Regions from separate parts of the Mus musculus genome. Here region 1 is linked to region 2. Evidence: chromatin loops called from intact Hi-C (ENCODE). Cell type or tissue: gastrocnemius. All regions are shown on one strand. Links, peaks and the distances in the headings refer to the core of each region. The heading gives the core; the rest is flanking DNA. Region 1 overlaps Sh3pxd2a (SH3 and PX domains 2A). Region 2 holds the start of Gm41858 (a long non-coding RNA gene).

What was found. A loop is a pair of places that touch in the nucleus more often than their neighbours do. Peaks named below come from ENCODE experiments on the same cell type or tissue, not always from the same donor. Only the 100,000 strongest peaks of a DNase experiment are listed, where the experiment ranks them.
Region 1: a loop joins it to region 2, with 2.0 times the contacts of the local background. A loop is called at or near these places in 4 of 42 quality-filtered maps.

Annotation. Positions count from the first base shown.
Region 1 is chr19:47,275,556-47,284,616 of GRCm38, reverse strand. It overlaps Sh3pxd2a (SH3 and PX domains 2A), which reads left to right. Exons shown (of 15, transcript NM_008018.4): 10 at 1,513-1,596; 11 at 6,187-6,304. Among named protein-coding and RNA genes, the nearest start is that of Mir6995, 6.5 kb to the right of the region's middle. In gastrocnemius, for the core only: no CTCF peak of the experiment used is centred there; DNase peaks (open chromatin) are centred at 3,618, 4,287, 4,636, 5,018 and 1 more place; H3K4me3 peaks cover 1,274 bases; H3K27ac peaks cover 6,811 bases.
Region 2 is chr19:47,484,074-47,493,134 of GRCm38, reverse strand. It overlaps Gm41858 (a long non-coding RNA gene), which reads left to right and starts at 7,791. Exons shown (of 2, transcript XR_877899.1): 1 at 7,791-8,503; 2 at 8,950-9,061. In gastrocnemius, for the core only: CTCF peaks have their summits at 3,710 (motif pointing right) and 4,646 (motif pointing right); a DNase peak (open chromatin) is centred at 4,663; H3K4me3 peaks cover 482 bases; H3K27ac peaks cover 2,729 bases.

The DNA of each region.
Region 1 (9,061 bases), core at 245-8,244, 210 kb after region 2:
AGGGCTACACAGTGAAACCTTGTCTTAAATAACAGAGAGAGGGGTGAGAGGGGAGGGAGGGAGGGGAAAGAGGGGGAGAGAGAGAGACACAGATAGAGAGACAGAGACAGAGACCCCCATGATGGCTACAGAAGCAATCCCTAATTGACTAATCCCTAATCCCTCACATGACTCTGAGTTGTGTCAAGACAGCTGAAGCTACAGACAGGTTGCGGAAGACCCTGATGAATTAAGAATTAGGGGACAGCCAAGGCAACATCTGTGTTCAGAGCTGTGTGCATGAGTATATGTGTGCACCAAGCGTGCGGCCGCTCTGCACGCTTCCGGTAGGACCTGGGTGCCGGCACACTGGCCACATTTTAGATCTGCGGAGCCTTCCTAGGGCAGTGGCAGAGGAGCTGAGAGTGTGTCGGGGATGCAGCCCACACTCCTAGCCTGTTGCCAAGAAGCAGGTTGCAGGGCCAGAGAGATGCCTCTGTGGTTGAGAACACCGCCTGTTCTTGCAGAGGACATGGCAGCTCACAACCATCTCAAACCCCAGTTCCAGGGGATCTGATGTCCTCCACTGCCATCAGTGGACATGCATGCATGCATCGTATATACATACATACATACATACATACGCACCCACATAAAATAAAAAATGAAATAAAACTTGTAATAAAGAAGAGGAAAGGAAAAGCAGGATGCATGGCTGCTCTCCTCACAGGGCAAGCAGATATTTCCAGAGGTTTTATTGGATTTTGGCCCACGGATGTGTGGACAGTGTTTCTTTTACCCGCTCTACCAGCCAGCCACCCTCCCCAGAACTAGGCCGTCCGGCATCTTTCTTTGGTGCTAGAAAGTGAGGCAAGCTGGTCCTCTGGGGCCCTGGTCTATTTCTAGTGTCCATTCCTTTGGGAGTCACATAGGAAGGCAGAGCATGGAGAGCCAGGGCTCAGGGCTCATCTGCAGGGGGCAGGGCGGGGGGGAGTCACGGGGAGGCCAAGCAGACTTGAACAGTGAGAAGCTGGATGGTTGTGGTCTTTATCATCAGATGCACATAAAAGGATAACATAGTGGGGCAGTCTTGCCTGTAGCATCTGCCTGTGTGCATCTCATTCAGCAAACCTTCCCTGGCAGACAAATATATAAATTAACCCAGTGGGGAGAGCGCTGACCCAGCAAGGAAGGGCCCTCCTGTTTCTCCCTGGGCACCCTTCCTTTCTTTACATGGCACCTGGCCATGGCAGCAAGTTAACAGTCGTGCCTGGTGAGTAGATAGCAAACTGTCCAGAACCCAGGGGGACCTCTTGGAGCTGCAATTAAGAGTCTTCCAATCTCTAAGGGGGAGGACCCAAGGTCCTTTAGTCCGCTTCTAGATCCGGTTCAGTCCAGTTAACAGTAGCCCAGCAGCTCATACACACAGCCCCTCTCTCCTCCCCTTCCCCATCCCCTCTCATCCTCATCTCCATTCTCTCCACCGGTTTGGTTCGTGTGGGCCGTGGGCACCATCACCATCTCTCACGGCAGTGTCCAAGAGACGCAAGGCACACCTGCGGCGCCTGGATCGCCGGTGGACCCTGGGCGGGATGGTCAACAGGCAGCACAGCCGAGGTGACCACGGGCGCCTGCCTCTCCTCCCGCAGCTGCCTGTCTCTCACTAACACCCTCTCCTTTGCCTGCTCTGCTCTCTGCCTGTGGTCTCCTGACTCACCCAGATCTGGCAAGATTTGTTTCTCATTCACTGCAGCGCAGATTGGGGACAGAGCCTTGCTTGGGAATTGATGTGGCACTAGGGGTGGCTCTGGCTTGCTGGTGCCCTGGGCACTGGGGATACGTGACTTGCGATGAGTTTATATGTTCCTTGGAAGGGAAGAGAGGCATGAGGAAAGTCCTGGACCTCAAAGGAAAGCCACCCTGCCCTGGGTCCTGCATGTTAGAGAGATCAAAGCTTCCTGCTCCTGCCAGGGTCCCATCTTCTGTCCTTTATTATCCCTTCCACTATGAAAGAGTCCCTCAGCCCCAACTCTCTCGTCAGCTGTGGTACCAGCCTCCAGCCCCCCTTCAGCAGCTCCACTGAAACCTAGAAGAGCACAGGAGCCAAACCTATCATGGCTCCAGAGCATTTTCCAACCAACCCGTCCCTCAGCAGGGGTGCTGGCCCATAGGCTCTCAGGAGGAGCTCAGTCAAGGGCTCCAGGGAGGCCCTGGGCTGACTGGGAAGCTGACATTTGCTGAGTCAGGACTGTTTGGCTCAGATCCTTCTCAACATCCAGGAACTTGTGGAAGGAGGGAGGGGAGGGACAGGAGGGATAGCCTCTGGATGCACCCCTAAACATGTACAGACCTTCATGCTGGGTGGTCAGTCTCTTCTGCCCCACCCCCTCAACCCCCCAGGGAGTAGAGCATATTGTGTGTTCCTTGTGGTGACAGTACAGCTAGAAGCCGGGACGGGTGTATAGTGCACGCAGGCCTCTGTGGAGAACAGGGCTCCCCATGACTCACCACCCAAAGCTCGTTCCCAAATGACAGTGTATTTCAGTGCCTCCCCTAAGAATCGGGCTATAGAACGTCTGCACTCCAGGGTGGCCCCAGCCAATGGCTGACTCAGTGTTGGCCATAAAGAACCTAGCTTGTCCAGAGGCAGGGCTTAGTGTGGACCCTGGGGGCTGATGCAGGGGGCCTGAGTTGGAGAAGCAGCATCAGGCCACACTGCCAACAAAGGCCACCCGAAAGTGAGGCATAGGGGACCACTCTGCCAAGAGGGTAGGGTTGAACCCGGCCCCCCAACTCTAGTGGCAAAGACAAATAAATCCCATAAGGAGGACAAAGGTTCGGCCTGTTCTGCATCCAATCACTCACTGAGTCCCAGGCATGCTCTTGCCTGCATGACCACACAGATGCACACAGAGACCAGAGACAGGCCCACACAAGGCCTGACGGCTACAGGTGTGGCTAGCACTGCATCATAGCCATATCCAACCACCACCCTAGCCGTGCGCCACTCAGAGACAGTGATTCCAGAAGTGCCATCTAACAAGCTCTGCTACACGCAGCTGAGTGCTATAGTCACGGATGGATTTCTCGTACAACTAAACTCTCCCCGACACATCAGCATATAGCCGCAATTCCCACAATTGACACGCGTACATGACCTTCCATACTATGAAGGCGTGGTAGAATCAGACAAAATAGTACATGCAGACCCCTACGTAATTCTAAGTCTGCAGTCACCTGTACTTGAACAAAGACAAGCCACAGCCTCACTTCATTATCACACACTTCCCGGCCCCAGCCCTATGAACTGTATTCAGTTATATCAGGCAGCTAAAGAGAGCTCATGGAGAGCTGGCTGGCATGCGCCCCCACAGCGAGCAGCAGCTGGAAACCCAACAGGGGCCATGAGTAAAAGAAAAGTCAGAGCTTCCGGGACCTCCGATCCCTGTCCCTCAGCTGGCCAGGCCTCTGGAACCGGAGGCCTCTCTGTGGAGGGGTTGGAGGGGTTGGAGAGGCCGGAAGGGGAACAGAGAGACTGCTGACAGAGGGGAAAGTGTTTGGAAAGAGGAGGCTTCTGCGGTTTGGAAACTGCAGGGCTTCCAGCCCCTGCCTCCCCAACTGGGACAGGCTGTCCACCTCCCCCACATCCCCGCCTGCCGGCCTCCTGGCCAGCCTTCACTCAGCAGGGTAAGCCTGCCATCATCTGTGCATAGTATGATCACAGAACACAGGAGCCCTGACCAGACCTTAGCCACCTCACTCTTCCCGCGGCCTTGTCTCTTAAAGGGGTGTCTCTTCCAGAGACCCAACCCAACTGCAGACTAGCTACCTATAGAGACCATTTTACACGTGTCTGAACGTTCTCTTCTCTAGACAATTCCCCTTGACCATAGAGTCTATGGCCAGGACCAGAAGTAGGGACTGGTCTCTGTAAGGAGGACAGCTCACTTATAAGATGAGTGGCCCAAGACCCAAGTCACCTGTGTCAACCTGAGGTAGACATCTCTGTCTCCCCAGCCAGAGCTGAAAACCATCAGTCCAAAGAGACATTTAAGGAGAGATGGTCTGTCTTGCCCTGTTAGGAAGCAGGACTGAGCTTTCCTCTGGAATCCCACAGTGATCGCCTCTCTGCTGATTAGCATTTTAACTGGGAGGCCATGATATTCCCAGTGCCTCAAGTATGGGGTCTTTTGCAACCAGCTTCACTCGCCAGAACCAATGTCCATGGTTGTGTACCCTGCCCCAAGTGGCTGGCCATGGACTCTGTCACCACACACACTTAAAAGGCTGCTGTGGCCAGGCTTGGCATCCACAAGGCTGAACACATGGTCAGGGTCCTGTTCTCAGCCATGGAACAGGGCAGGGCTCCTCTAATCTTCCCCTAAGAAGGGCTGTCATTTTTCTCTTCAAAAGCAACCTTGCCTAGGAAAACTTTCCTGATCGCTTCCTGCTCGAACCACAGGCTTTTAAAAATAGCCTGGCCGAACAAAGGCAAAATGTGGAGCCCAGGCCTCGCCTCGCCTCGCCTGGACCTCGGGCCCTGGATTCCCAGACCTGGCACTGTCCCGATAGCCACTGCCTAGGCCAGGGTTTACCGTGCCCCACTGGAAAATGGAGCAGGCAGGAGAGTAGAGCGTTGGCCTGGAGCCTATGGAACTTCTCCAGGGCCCTAGTCAGAATCTGGCGGGGTAGGTTCTCAGGCAGTGTTGGCAGCACTCCTGGGCAGGGCCGGGATGGAATCTGCAGGCTCCAAGCAGAGCTCTCCTTAGCTGCTGCTGAGAAAGGCCTGTGGTAAGAGAGTCTGAGAGCTGTGCAGCCTCCCGTGCCCTCACCCACCTTTTGCTTTGGGGCAGTTTTTCAAGCATGGCCTGTGGTCCATTGGGTCCACCCTACAACCTGGCAGGACAGTGGCCTTTATCAGAGGGAGATGCTAATCCCCAGGAGAGGGCTACAGACAGCACCCCAATGATGCACGGGAAAATGAGCAGGGTTTTGATACAGTAGCTCTCTCCTAAACCCCCACAGCGACCCAGAGGTTGAGGCAGGCTGTCCAACAAGGTCCAGCTGGGAGCCAGGAGCAGGAGGCGGCTTTGAGGCCAGACTCCTGCTATTTTGAGCTCCCAAGCAAGCTCCTCCCTCAGTCCCTGCTTATCCCTGCTTTCCTCATGGAGAGAGTCCAGGGTTCAACTGTAACCGTCCCTACTGTTGTGTGCTGGGTACCATTGTGACCTCCTGGAAGCAGCCAATACAGTCCTCCCAAGAGCACCTCCAGTTAACCACGTCTTCCAATGGGGGAGGGTGCACCATGCTCTTCCTTGGGCCCCAGGCCATCCAATGGACGGTCTTATAAGAGATGGGTGGCCTCACCTAGTCAGTTGCAGGTCTACCATAGGGCTTCATGTGGACAGGAGTGGACCTCAGCAGAACTGGAAGCCTGAACAAAGGCCTTTAGGGATGCCTCCTGCTCAGCCTGCCCACCAAGTTCTTTCCAAGAAGACTCCAGTGCTATGGGGAAACTTAGAGGTGACCTGAAGACACACAGGGGGAATAGAACACGTGGCTCTGCGGGAGGGGCTTGTGGTGGGGCCCTTGACAATCGCACACACCGTAACAAACCCCACAACCACTCCTGTAGAACTTGCTCCATGGAACGCTCTAGGGTAAATGCCATGGTCTGCTGTTAAGGGAGCTGAGCTGCTCAGTGAAGGTATCCCTGGAAGCCTTCATCTGGAAGGCAGACAGAGAATTTAAGAGGTTTGCAGGGCTGGAATCCAGAGTGTGGAGTGTAGATGGAACATGACGTGTTCTGAGGAGGGACCTGCTAGGGTTCCCAAGGCATCCAGGATACACCTAGCATTGGTCTCGATGTCTTGACTTAGAGCCTACGAGAAGCAGATTCCTCCAAACACTGGTACCCCAACACCCTGTCTGGGGGATCTGCTTTCACGCTGCCTGAGGCTTTGCTGGCACCCCAGAACTCTGCCTAGCTTTGGCTTATCCTGGGAACAGCAGCAACCCCTAACCCAGTGACTCCTCTTCTGCTGTCTGAGTCCTGTTTCCTCTTCTCCGGAGAAGCCAATGCTGGCCCAGGGCGAGTTAGTACGAGGCTGAGCGAGGCTCAGCCGGGGCAGAGGGGAACGGGAGACAAGGATCTACCCCACAGCCTCAGATTAACTGTGCTTTCTCACTCGCGCCCCCAACTCACAGAAGAGAAGTATGTCACTGTGCAGCCCTACACCAGCCAGAGCAAAGACGAGATCGGCTTCGAGAAGGGTGTCACCGTGGAGGTGATTCGAAAGAACCTGGAAGGCTGGTGGTACATCAGGTAGGTGCCTGGTTCCTGAGCAAGAGTTCAATGCAAGGCAGCTAGCTGATGGGCAGGTAGATTCCAAAGACAACTGCGTGCCAGCTCTGCTCGGCTGGCTCACTGACTGTCTCCTAGGACCTGAAGGCAGAGGCTGAGCCCCAGCCAGTAGGGCCTAGGAGCTGGCTCAGCTCAGAGGCAGTCTGTGATCCCCTTCCCATGCACAGCCAAGAGTTCAGCACATCTGAGTTTTCTTTCCTGCAGTCAAGGCTCCGGACACAGACCTCTGGTATCCGTGTTCCTGGTGGGTGTAGGGCCATTGTATCTACAGGGCTGGACTCAAGGCTGGGCTCCAAGTGAGGTCTCTTCTTCTCTGTGTCTTTCCCGGAGCCTTGTCACTCTTCTCAGCCGAGAGATCCATTTGGGCGTGTGTCTAGAGTAGTGTTGCAAGTGAAAGTCTGTGGGTCTCATTCTGCCGTTACCAACCCTGGACCTGCCTTAGAGTGGATTTGTGGTCAGAAAGTTCCTTTGGAGCAATCCAGCCGTAGAGAATCTGCTCAGCTCCTCTCTCCTCTGCTTGCAACCCAGCTAACAGAAACAGTCCCCTGTGTGAGCTACGGGGACAGCTGCCTCAGATTCACCGTGGTCCCTTTCCACAGGCCAGCGCCATAACACCCTGTGATCCATCAGTGTGAGTTCTCATGCAGCAGTGGCTAAAAGCACAGCAGAGTCAGATGGTCTTAAAGTTAGTCTGTGCTGCAAGGGAGGGCGCAGGTAACTGAGCCTTAGTGTGAACTGATGCCCCCATCACCCTCACCCTGGTGCCTGTCAGTCTGGAGGACTGACATGTCCCTTTCTAACCTGTCATGTGGCACGGGACTGTGTACTTACACATGTGTTATCCAAAGCAGCTACCCCCTGGTCTTCTGTGTTCTCTAAGCAGTGAAAGCTGGAACCAACTGCAGTTCCATCAGCCCCCAAGCCTCATGTGGAAAGGCCTGCAGATAGATCTTGCAGCCAGCTGGTGGTCTGCGTGTGTTTGCCTAGGAGTGATCACCACAGCTGCCTTTTATATTTTAGGGTTGTCTGTCTGTCTGTCTGTCTGTCTGTCTGTCTGTGTGTTTGTTTTAAGATAACGAATAGTGTCAATTTGGGCTACTTCTAGTCAGCTACTGTCCCTCTAGCTTGGTCCTTTTTAGCCAGTGGGGACTTCAGTTGTAAAGGACCCTGGTGATCCCGTTCTACCTTAAGAAGCCTGCCAGATACCTCCTTAAAACACTGCTATTTCCCAACATTCCAAGCTGTGTGTTGATCCTCATTTCCTGTCTTTCTTTTCCTCCCCCAGCCTTAGACACACACACACACACACACACACACACACACACACACACACACACACACACTCCTACACATTCCCTCTGCGGCCTGCTTCTCTCTGGAGCCAGTCCTACTACAGAGCTGAGGAACAGCTGTGAGGAAGTTGTGCCCAGACACAGAGCCACCCCTGATGCCTGCGTCGCTCTGCCTGTTGTATTCTGTAACACAAAGCCCGAGACATAGCTTTATCGATACAGCATGTGAAACACAGAGGGCTGTGGAATGGGACACCCTGGGCCCTATGTGCACCTGACTATTACCCTATAGTCCCTACCCAATTCCTCTGCCACTGTCACATGACAAGATACCAGCAAGGTCTTTTTCAGAGCTTCAAGAACCCCAGGCTCTGGGCCTGGTGTGGCACACTCTCCCTCAGGCCCTCTGACAACTGCCTTGCCTTTCTGAGTCTTAGCTACTGCCACAGAAAGATCATTCTCATTGCTTCTCTCCACCCTTGACATTCTATGCTTCAAGTTCTGCCCATCACATCCAGGAGCCAGCCTCAGTTCAGTGATGTCTGCCTTCCAAGGAACATGTAAGCTGTGCACACCTGTGTGTACCTCCCAGTGACATGGCTCTGAGGAGCCACCTCCTGTCTGGACCTCTCTGTTGCCTTTCTCCTACCTGACACAAGGCCAAGATCAAGGTCACATTGGAAAGGGCAGTAGAAAAAGGGGTTGTCAGGCATCTGGTCTGTGAGAGCCATTTCTAAAGAGCCAGCTGTGTCCCAGAGAGCAAATGGGGACATTGCGACCTAGAGTCAGAAGCACTGGCCAGCCAGTGCTAGGCCCAGAAGCAAGCTCCCTGCCGATTTGGGTGAAGGCTTGATACCATGTGGAGGAAGAGAGGGAAGTTGTTTTAAACATCAAGGAATCATCAAAACTTAACCAGAGGCAGAGGCAGAGGCAGGTAAATCTCTGTGAGTTCGAGGCCAGCCTGCTCTACAGAGCAAGTTCCAGGACAGCCAGGGCTACACAGACAAAAAGGCTTTTTCAACCCACAAGATTATATCAATATGGGGCTGGAGAGATGGCTCAGCAGTTAAGAGCACCGACTGCTCTTCCAGAGGTCCCGAGTTCAATTGCCAGCAACCACATGGTGACTCACAACCATCTGTAATGGAGTCTGGTGCCCTCTTCTGGTGTGTCAAAAGAGAGCAATGGTGGTGTACTCATATGCATAAAATAAATAAATAAATAAATGGTTTTTTTTAAGATTATATAAATATGACTTTAAAAAAAAAAAGTCTTGTATATAGTCCCATTTGGCCTGGTACTCCCTGTGTAACCTAAGCTGGTGTGACTTAAGGCAATCCTCCTGCCTCAGCCTCCCAACTAGTGAGTATGGGCATAAGCCACCGTGCCTGGCTCTTTCTTTGTTCCATCTTCTTATTGTATGTTG
Region 2 (9,061 bases), core at 523-8,522:
TGGGGATAGGAGGACTCCTGTGCTGAGGCTCTGTGATGTCTCTGAGAAGGGCGGGACCTCAGCCTGGGTCATAGCTTCAGCTAAGATTCCAGGCCTAAATTTGCTAAGGAGGGGACCACAAATGTCCTGTCCTGAAGGGACATGAAGTTTGAACCCTGCTCTATCAGCGTAGGCTTTGGCCTCAGAAGGATGGTAGCTCTGTCCTGTTCTCCAGCTGTTTAATTCTAGAGTCCCATGGATCCTCAGGGAAGGGTGAACCTGTCTCATTCACCCTCCCACTACCTCCCGCCAGCCTAGAGGACAAAGGCTCGCCTGAGACAACTGAAATTAAAGAAAAAGGAAATGACAAGTCTCAAGCACTTGAGTTTTGAAAGTAAATCTCATAAAGGCACAGTTAGAAGAAATTCCCGGTAACTCTCAGAATGAGGTCATTCTACACGCCTGTGTTTCAGAATGCTGTTTTGAGTGGGAAGGAACGGCATAATGTCACAGTTTGGTTCTGGAGACATTGTTGGTTATTCTCCCAAGGACAAAAAAGCCCGTCCTGCATCACTGCAGAAACACAATTGGAAACCACTCCTTAGAGACGGTGGGAGAGGGGTTGACAAGATGGCTCAGCGGGGATAAGCAGTTGCCTCAAAGCCTAATGATTCCATTTCAACCCCCAGAACATACATGGTGGAAGGAAAGAGCTCATTCCTAAGCTGTCCCATACTCTACATAAGTGTTGTAGAACACAGAAACACTCTGTGTGTGTGTGTGTGTGTGTGTGTGTGTGTGTACAGTGTCTTGGCAGGGTCCACCCTTTTATAATCTACCCTGTCCCACAGGGTATGCCTTTGACATACTAATGAGCAAGGAAAATGACCTGTAACTCTGGTATGACCCTGCTTGCACCTGGCTATGCAGGAGCAAGTGGATGCTGGTAAGTGAGCAATGCATTCCAACTCAGAAGATGCCAAAAACCTCTGAGCCATGCGTGAGTCTTCTCTCAACATGAAGGAGCATGATGACTTACATACTGCAGTGGCAGCTGCTAGCCCAGCCCAGCCCAGCCCAGCCCAGCCCAGCCCAGCCCAGCCCAGCCCAGAAACTTCAGTATTGTCAGCAAGCTCTGCCTGTGCCTGCTGCATCTGCTTGCGTCTGGGCTTGCCTGCCCTTGGTGAAGGGCAAGGAATGGGACCTGCTCTCCTGGAAAAGACAGCTGGCTTGGGAATGCTGGTCTCAGCACTCCAGTAGGGGTTGGGCCACCAACACAGGCAGACTTGGAATTTTCCATCAAATGAGTCATAAGGCACATGATTTATAACTTTGAGGTACAAAAGGGTTTTGACCTCAGGCTTTAAATTTTTTTATAGCAACATTTAAACATTGGTTACCATCTGTATATAAGAAAAAGTGTGTGTGTGTGTGTGTGTGTGTGTGTGTGTGTGTGTGTGTGTGTGTGTGTGTGTATCTTTGGCAGTAGAACTTACTTACAGGGCAGGTAGACCAGATAGCCCATGCCTACTGCAGTGGTTCAGGGGAATTAGTATCAAGGCAGCGAAACAGAGATCAGGCAATACAACAGAACCTGAGACAGACAGAAGATGATAAGTAAGGTATGCCAGGCAGACCACAGCAAACACTTCAGGATTGTCAGACTTGTGGGGTCAGGGGTGGGGCTCCGGATTGCTTTGGAGTCTGAACTGGTGACAGAAGAAATGCCGGAAGAGGACATTCGAAAATAAGGAGTTCCATGTAGAAATGGACTGGAGAGACGGCTCCACCGTTAAGAGCACTTCCTGCTGCCAACACAAGAAACACAACTATTATCTCAAAGGATACCAGAAATAGTTAATTTTGGAGCCAAATCTGAGTGACCATGGCCCGGGAATACAGATTTAGGTGACCTCAAATTGTGTTCCAATGTGGAAGGAGTTTCATGAAGTGTTTATGGTAACAAAACAAAGTCCTAAATCAAGATGCTTTTAAATACATAGGTGGATACATTAGGCAGTTAGGTTATAGCAATACAGGGAGCACTCTAGGCCTGAGGCTCTAGCTGAGAACATTCTGAGTCCTTTGATTGGTGGAACTAGGGTTTGCTAATACATCCCAAAAGGTTTTTATCGGTTAGTCACAAGGTCTTGGACCTGACTTTGTCAGTTATGGGCTTAGTCATGGGCTGTTAGGTCCAACACAGAGGTAGGTGGACAGAGAAGGACCATTTAGGGGCTAAAGAGAGCCCAAACGGACTGTAACTAGGCATTGGACCAGCAACACCCCAGCCTCTTCCCATCTCAAGTTCTTGCCAGGAGTTCTCGTCCACACTGCTTTTCCTTCCACAGGACCTCAGTTTGATTCTCAGAGCCTAGATTGAGTGGCTTCCAACCAACAGAACCTAGAAGAGGTATAGCTTCTTTAATCCCAGCTCCAGAGGCAGGCAGATTTCTGTGAGTTCAAGGCCAACCTGGTCTATCTAAATCAAGAGTTCCAGGACAGCCGGACCTGTGAGACTTGCCTCATAACCAAAAAAGACAAAAACTACCTAAAATGGCTTCTTAAACTGGTTTACAGTTTGCTTGAAAGTGCATGTAGAGAGACACACACGGGCTGGTGAGATGGCTCAACAGGTAAGAGCACCCGACTGCTCTTCTGAAGGTCCTGAGTTCAAATCCCGGCAACCACATGGTGGCTCACAACCATCCGTAACGAGATCTGAGATCTGACTCCCTCTTCTGGTGTGTCTGATGACAGCTACAGTGTACTTACATATAATAATAAATAAATAAATCTTAAAAAAAAAAAAAAAAGAAAACTGAGAGACACACACACACACACACACACACACACACACAACACACACACACACACTACACACACACGGCAATAGTAAACACATTCTGAGCAAAGAATAATTCAAAATGAAACTTTTAAAAATCAAATGTGATGAATTTGAGGCGTTTTTGGCCGTGACCGATTGGTTGTGTGGTATCATAGGACCTCAGTACAGTCTTGATTCTGGGTTCACGTCGCTCATTGGCACAGACACTGATGAACACGGAAGCACCTTAGCTCAGACTTGACACTTCTTGTGAATTTGACTGCTTTTTCTGTACAAAGGCTTCTGATCTTACAAAAGCATAATGGCTTAGTTACAGAAAAACAAAAACTCCATGTTTTCCTTCCACCTCTCCTCCTTGGGTAAGTATCAGATAGGTGAAATTTTGATAATATTGTGTCAGAATGCTTGATTGTTTGTTTTACATTTGTTTCTTTCTCTCCATGTGTGTATGTGTGTGTGTATGTGTGTGTGTGTGTGTGTGTGTGTGTGTGTGTGTGTGTGTGTGTAGGTCAGAGGGCAACTTGTAGGAATTGATTCTGGGGTTCAAACTCGGGTCATCAGGCTTGGTGACACTGATCTTCGCTCACTGAGCCACCTCAACAGTCCAAGAATGTTTGATTATAATAATTAATTAATGATTATAATAATTGCTGTTTCACTGGCTGACTTGGGTCTTATTTAAAAAGTCATTAAGTATTTTGGTTTGGGAAATTCTATGACAGAATTTCCAACAGTTTCTGAAATGGCTGTAAATATATCTCTGCCATTTTGTGCTGTGTCTTTATGTAAAACAGCCTTCTTGCCATCAGTCCCTTTATGAGTGAGTGTGTGGGTGTCTGAATTTCTGTATGTGCACCTGTGTGTGCAGGAGCCTGAGGCGGCCAGAAGAGGGCACCAGAGCTCCCGGAACTGGAGTTATAATTGTGAGTGACTGTGTGGGTGCTGGGAACTGAATCCATGCAAGCCCACAGCATTGATAATCGTAAAATCAAAGCATATCTGTCAACTCTGAAAAATGCTGGAGGTGTTCAAGATCCTGCCATATCAAATAGTCAACCAAGACTTATTTTAATATGTAAAAATATTATTTGATTTGTATGGACATTTTTTTATCTCTAATAACTGGTAAAATTGTGTGAATATCAAAACTTGTTTTAAAATAAATCTTTTTTTTCTTCCTTTTTTGAAATAGTGCTTTATGTAGCCCATGAGAGTTCAAACTCACCATATAGCTGAAGCTAGCCTGGAACTCCTGATCTTCCCATCTCTACTTTCCAAGTGCTAGGTTTCCAGGTGCATGCCACCACATCAGGTTTAAAATAAATCTCTTTTTGATTTATTATCAGTAAACATTTCTTTTGTATAAGATTTTCTCAGTTAAAAGGGGTTGTGAGTAGAAAGAATTTAAGAAGTGTTAGTTTAAAAAAACAAAGCATGACTGAGGTTGTAGCTTGGTCGATAGAGCACTTGTCTAGCCTGCTCAGTGCCCGATCTGGTCCCTGACATGTGAATTAGCCAGAGTGCATCAGACCTATAGTCATGACCAACAGGAGGTGGGAACAGTAGGATCATCTTTGATTGCATAATGAGTTCAAGGCCAGCCATATATATGTATATTTATATCTATATATGTTTATATATATCGATATATGCACAGAGAGAGAGAGAGAGAGAAAGAGAGAGAGAGAGAGAAAGAGAAAGAGAAAGATCAACTGAAAAGTAATTGAAATCCCATGCCCTTAGGGAGTGTATTTTCTGGGATCTGTGTTCAACCTTTACAGCTTTATTAGTCAAAACCCTTTGGGGTTTTGAAACCACCAGCCACCAGTGGGCGCTGCTCCCAGATGGATACCTGGATATCTCACCCCGCCTTGCAACTCTTGTCAACAAACAGGCTGCCAGGTAAGGGGCAGGCAGGGGCCCAGGCCCTGGGGCTGGAGGGAGACAGGACAGGACAGGAACCCGCTGCAACTGCTGCCTGTCTTCTTCTTCCTAGGTTTGATCCAGCATTTGCAAGTCGTTCCAAAGCCAGAGGTGGGGGGTTTCCTGCAGGTTGGAAGCTGATTTAGAATGTGTCAGCACTTTCTTCCTAAGGTTTGCAGGTATCAATGTAGCACCCTGTTGCCTCGGACTTAATCCGTGATATAAAACAAGATATCCTGAGTAAAATCAACTTAATAGGAACCAGTCACACAGCAAACTTAAATCCAAACAGGCCAATGCTATGATCACTCCTATCTGCCAGACCAGAAAACTGAGTCTTAGAGACCAGTTTGCCTAAAGGCCTGCATCCCAGGCTTCTACTGAGTTTTAACTACAAGAATGGATTGCTTTCACGGTCAGAGAGTGAAGGCATTCTCCAGTCACCCTAAACCATAGGCCCAACATGGCATCTTTAAATCAGGGACAGCATGTAAACTTTTCTCGGCTGTAGCTGAGTTTCACAAAGAGTGCCGCTTGCGGTGACGAATGCCCCATGGGATGCTGGGCTGACCTCAGGACACACCCATGCCACAGAGGGAACAGGTGTTTACTGAAGATGGAGGAGAACTGGGACGTGGCAGCAGTGAGCCTCCCTAAGCAGCGTCACCATTGGGAGGAAGCCAAGAGCTTGGCCCAGTGGCCTCGGTGGGGTTGGGCTCATGCCTTCCCAGGTATTGCTTCTTTTAACATTGCAATGTTTAATTGTAACGCATTTCCAAACATACAGAAGCTCATAAAGGAGACACCTAAATACCATGAAAGTGGATCAGCTGCCAACACCTCCCAAGTGCTCCGCTCACCATGCCTTGTAATTTGTTATTATATATTATATATATCTTATATGTATAATATATACGATATACATACCACATATATATGTATATATCATATATATATACCACATATATATGTATATATCGTATATATCTCATATATATATATATATATATTTTTTTTTTGTGGGCATGCACATGTACCATAACACATGTAAGGAGGTCGAGAAGCTAGCTGGCTTGCAAGCTTCCAGACAGTTCTCTGGTTTCTGCCTGCTTCCTTGCTGTAGGAGTGATGAGATTACCAACGTGTGCCACAACAGCCAGCGTTGCTGTGCAGGTTCCAGGTCACCAGGCTCGAGTGGCTCTTGCCCACATGATCCTTCCTTTACCCTCCAAGTCACCTACCCAGCCCATTTTTTGAGGCAAGATCTCATTATGTAGGCAGGTGGCTTCAAACTCACAGCTCTCCTGTCTCAGCCTGCTGGGGGTCTTTGTGCCATTGTGCCCCATTCCCTCCCTACCTCTTTAAGAAACCGTGGTACTAGAAACGGTGAGATCCACCTGTCCCTCTGTGCTTCATGAGTGGGCAAATGACTTTCCAATGTCCCTCCGTGCCTCAGAACTCATGTTCTCATGAGTGTACAAATGACTTTCGAATTGTGGCATCACTTGAAAGAAGTTAATTGTACAGACTGATAGAGTTTTTGCATATATATAAATATGTATATACTTACAAATATATATTTCCAAAATAAAATACATGACTAGCTCCTTCAAGAGTTCCATTTGTCTCACAACTTTTCAAAAATGAGCAGATAAGTTGCCAACATTTTGAAGGTTTTAAAAATCTGAATATTTAATGTAAAAGAAATCCAAATTTTTTATTTATCTTGAAGTTTTAGGAACCCCCTGGTCACATGAAGCTTACATTCTAGCACAGGGACATGGGGGCTCTGCCCATTGCCTGAAAGGCCAATCTCTCTCTAACTCTGATGTCTCCCTAAGGTTGGACAGCCTGCTCTCTTCAGCTATAAGCTGAAAGATGCTACCGTATTTCAGTCCTTAGAAAGTTACAGCTATGAAAAGATGGAAAAGATGAATGGGCAAAGGCGGAGTCTAAGAGAAAACGTCCTCTTCCTGCCCTAGCTGGGTGACTTTCAGAGCTGCTGGCCATGCCACACAGTGACAGGGAGGCTCCTTTGCCAGGTGTCTGACTTTCAGCAGGAGGTGCTTAGACCAGAAGCATCTGCAGCGTCCAGCTGGTTAGGGACGCAGACTCCGTTCCTCCCAGATCTGAGCTGTGGTTTGCTCACTATGGCAGCCTCACTAAGCCTTGGAGTCTCTGACGGTGGGAATCTCACAGTTGCAGAGGCGGAAAGTCCCAGGCTAAGGCTTTTCCTTTGAGAACTCTGCACTGAGCTATAAATAGCCATCCTCTCCCTGGCCCTTTCCACGTGACACAAGGTTCTCTCTCTCTCTCTCTCTCTCTCTCTCTCTCCATCTCCCTTTCCCTCCCTCTCTCCCCTTCCTTCTTTTAAAGAAACATTTATGTATTTATTAAGAGCCCCCTCTACACATCACCATAAACAAGTGGAGATCAGAAGGCAGCTCAGGTCTCTCCTTCCACAGTGTGGGTCTTGTTTGTTTGTTTGTTTGGTTTGGTTTTTGGAGACAGGGTTTCTCTGTGTAGCCCTGGCTGTCCTGGAACTCACTTTGTAGACCAGGCTGGCCTCGAACTCAGAAATCTGCCTGCCTCTGCCTCCCAAGTGCTGGGATTAAAGGCGTGCGCCACCATGCCCGGCTCAGTGTGGGTCTTGTGCATCAAACCCAGGGCATCAGGCTTGGCAGCAAGCGCCCTTACCCACTAAGCTACCTCACCCTCGCTGTCCTGATTTTCCTTTCCTTTCCTTTCCTTTCCTTTCCTTTCCTTTCCTTTCCTTTCCTTTCCTTTCCTTTCCTTTCTTTCCCTTCCCTTCCCTTCCCTTCCCTTCCCTTCCCTTCCCTTCCCTTCCCTTCCCTTCCCTTCCCTTCCCTTCCCTTCCCTTCCCTTCCCTTCCCTTTTTTTTTTTTAAATTTGTTTCTTTTTATGTGGTGTTTTGCCTGCATGAGGGTGTCAGTATGAGGGTGCCAGATCCCCTGGAACTAGAGCTACCAACAGGTGTGAGCTGCCACGTGGGTGCTGGGAATTGAACCCTGGTCTCTTGGAAGAACAGCCAGTGCTCTTAACCGCAAAGCCATCTCTCCAGCCTCTCTTTATAGAGTTTTTTTTGAAAAGGCATGTCTTGCAGATACTCATGTTGTTCTATAGGTATTCGCTACTGTACCAAGCTTCCAAGCCTCTTAAAAGGATATAAATAATATTGGATTAGAGCCACGTGCTTATGATCCCCAGATAGCCTTAACTGATGCTTTTAAAAACCGTGCTTCAGGCTGGAAGTGTATCTCAGCCAGTAGAGTGCTTGCCTACATGAAAGAAGCACTGGCTTTGATTCCTGGGCACGGTGGCACATGCCCGCCCTAGCACTCTAGAGATGGTGGGGGATGGGGGTTCAGAGGCTCCTTCAGATACATGATGAGTTTGAAGCTGGCCAGGGCACATAAGACCTTCTGCACCTCCAACAACAACCACAACAAAACAATTGTACTTCCAAACTAGTCGCATTCTGAGGTACCCGGCAGCTAGATTTTCAACTTCTGAATTTTGTCAAAATATAGTTTGGCCCATAACACCTACTAAATCAGGATCTAATTCTAACGAAAGCATCAAAGGACTTGTGTGGACATTTACGTCGGGAAAGTGCATGCCTGGGTGGGCGGTCTCCCTGGAATGGGATTATTTTATGTGTGTTTTCCCCCTGCCCCGCTTGGATCTGGAACAGTGAAGTACTGAGGAGCTAAAGGTCACTTGCCCTTGAAGGTGAGTCCCTGGTTTGTGCTGAGCTACGGGGACTCTCTGGGGAATGTGAGCTGGACGGAGAAACCAAGCTGATCCAACCAGGCTGGCCCATCTTCTGAAAGCAAGCTGGCGTGTGGGAATGTGGCAGTTCCTAGCAACCAGGTGTGTGGGAATGTGGCAGTTCCTAGCAACCAGGTCCCTTTGACCCGGTCACCACCTGCAGGCTGCCTCCAGCAAGGTGCAAGGTGCAAGGCAAGGGTTTGGGATTTCTAGACCAGGGATGAGGAAGAGGACACCACACTGCATCATCCCTCTGCTCAATCTCCCTTAGCACCTGAGCCTTGGATCTGGTGCTATGGTGACGGTTGCCATAGAGATACTCCTATGCATGGTTGAAGCTATTTCCCAAACTATGGATGCCTGTCATATGGCTCAGACTACATAGTTTTCTTTCTTTTCTATTCAAGACAGGGTCTAAAGCAGCCCGGGCCAGGCCAGATTTGAACTTGCTCTGTAGTCATGAATGACCTTGAACATCTGCCTCTCCCGCCTCTACCTTCCAAGTGCTGGCATCACAAG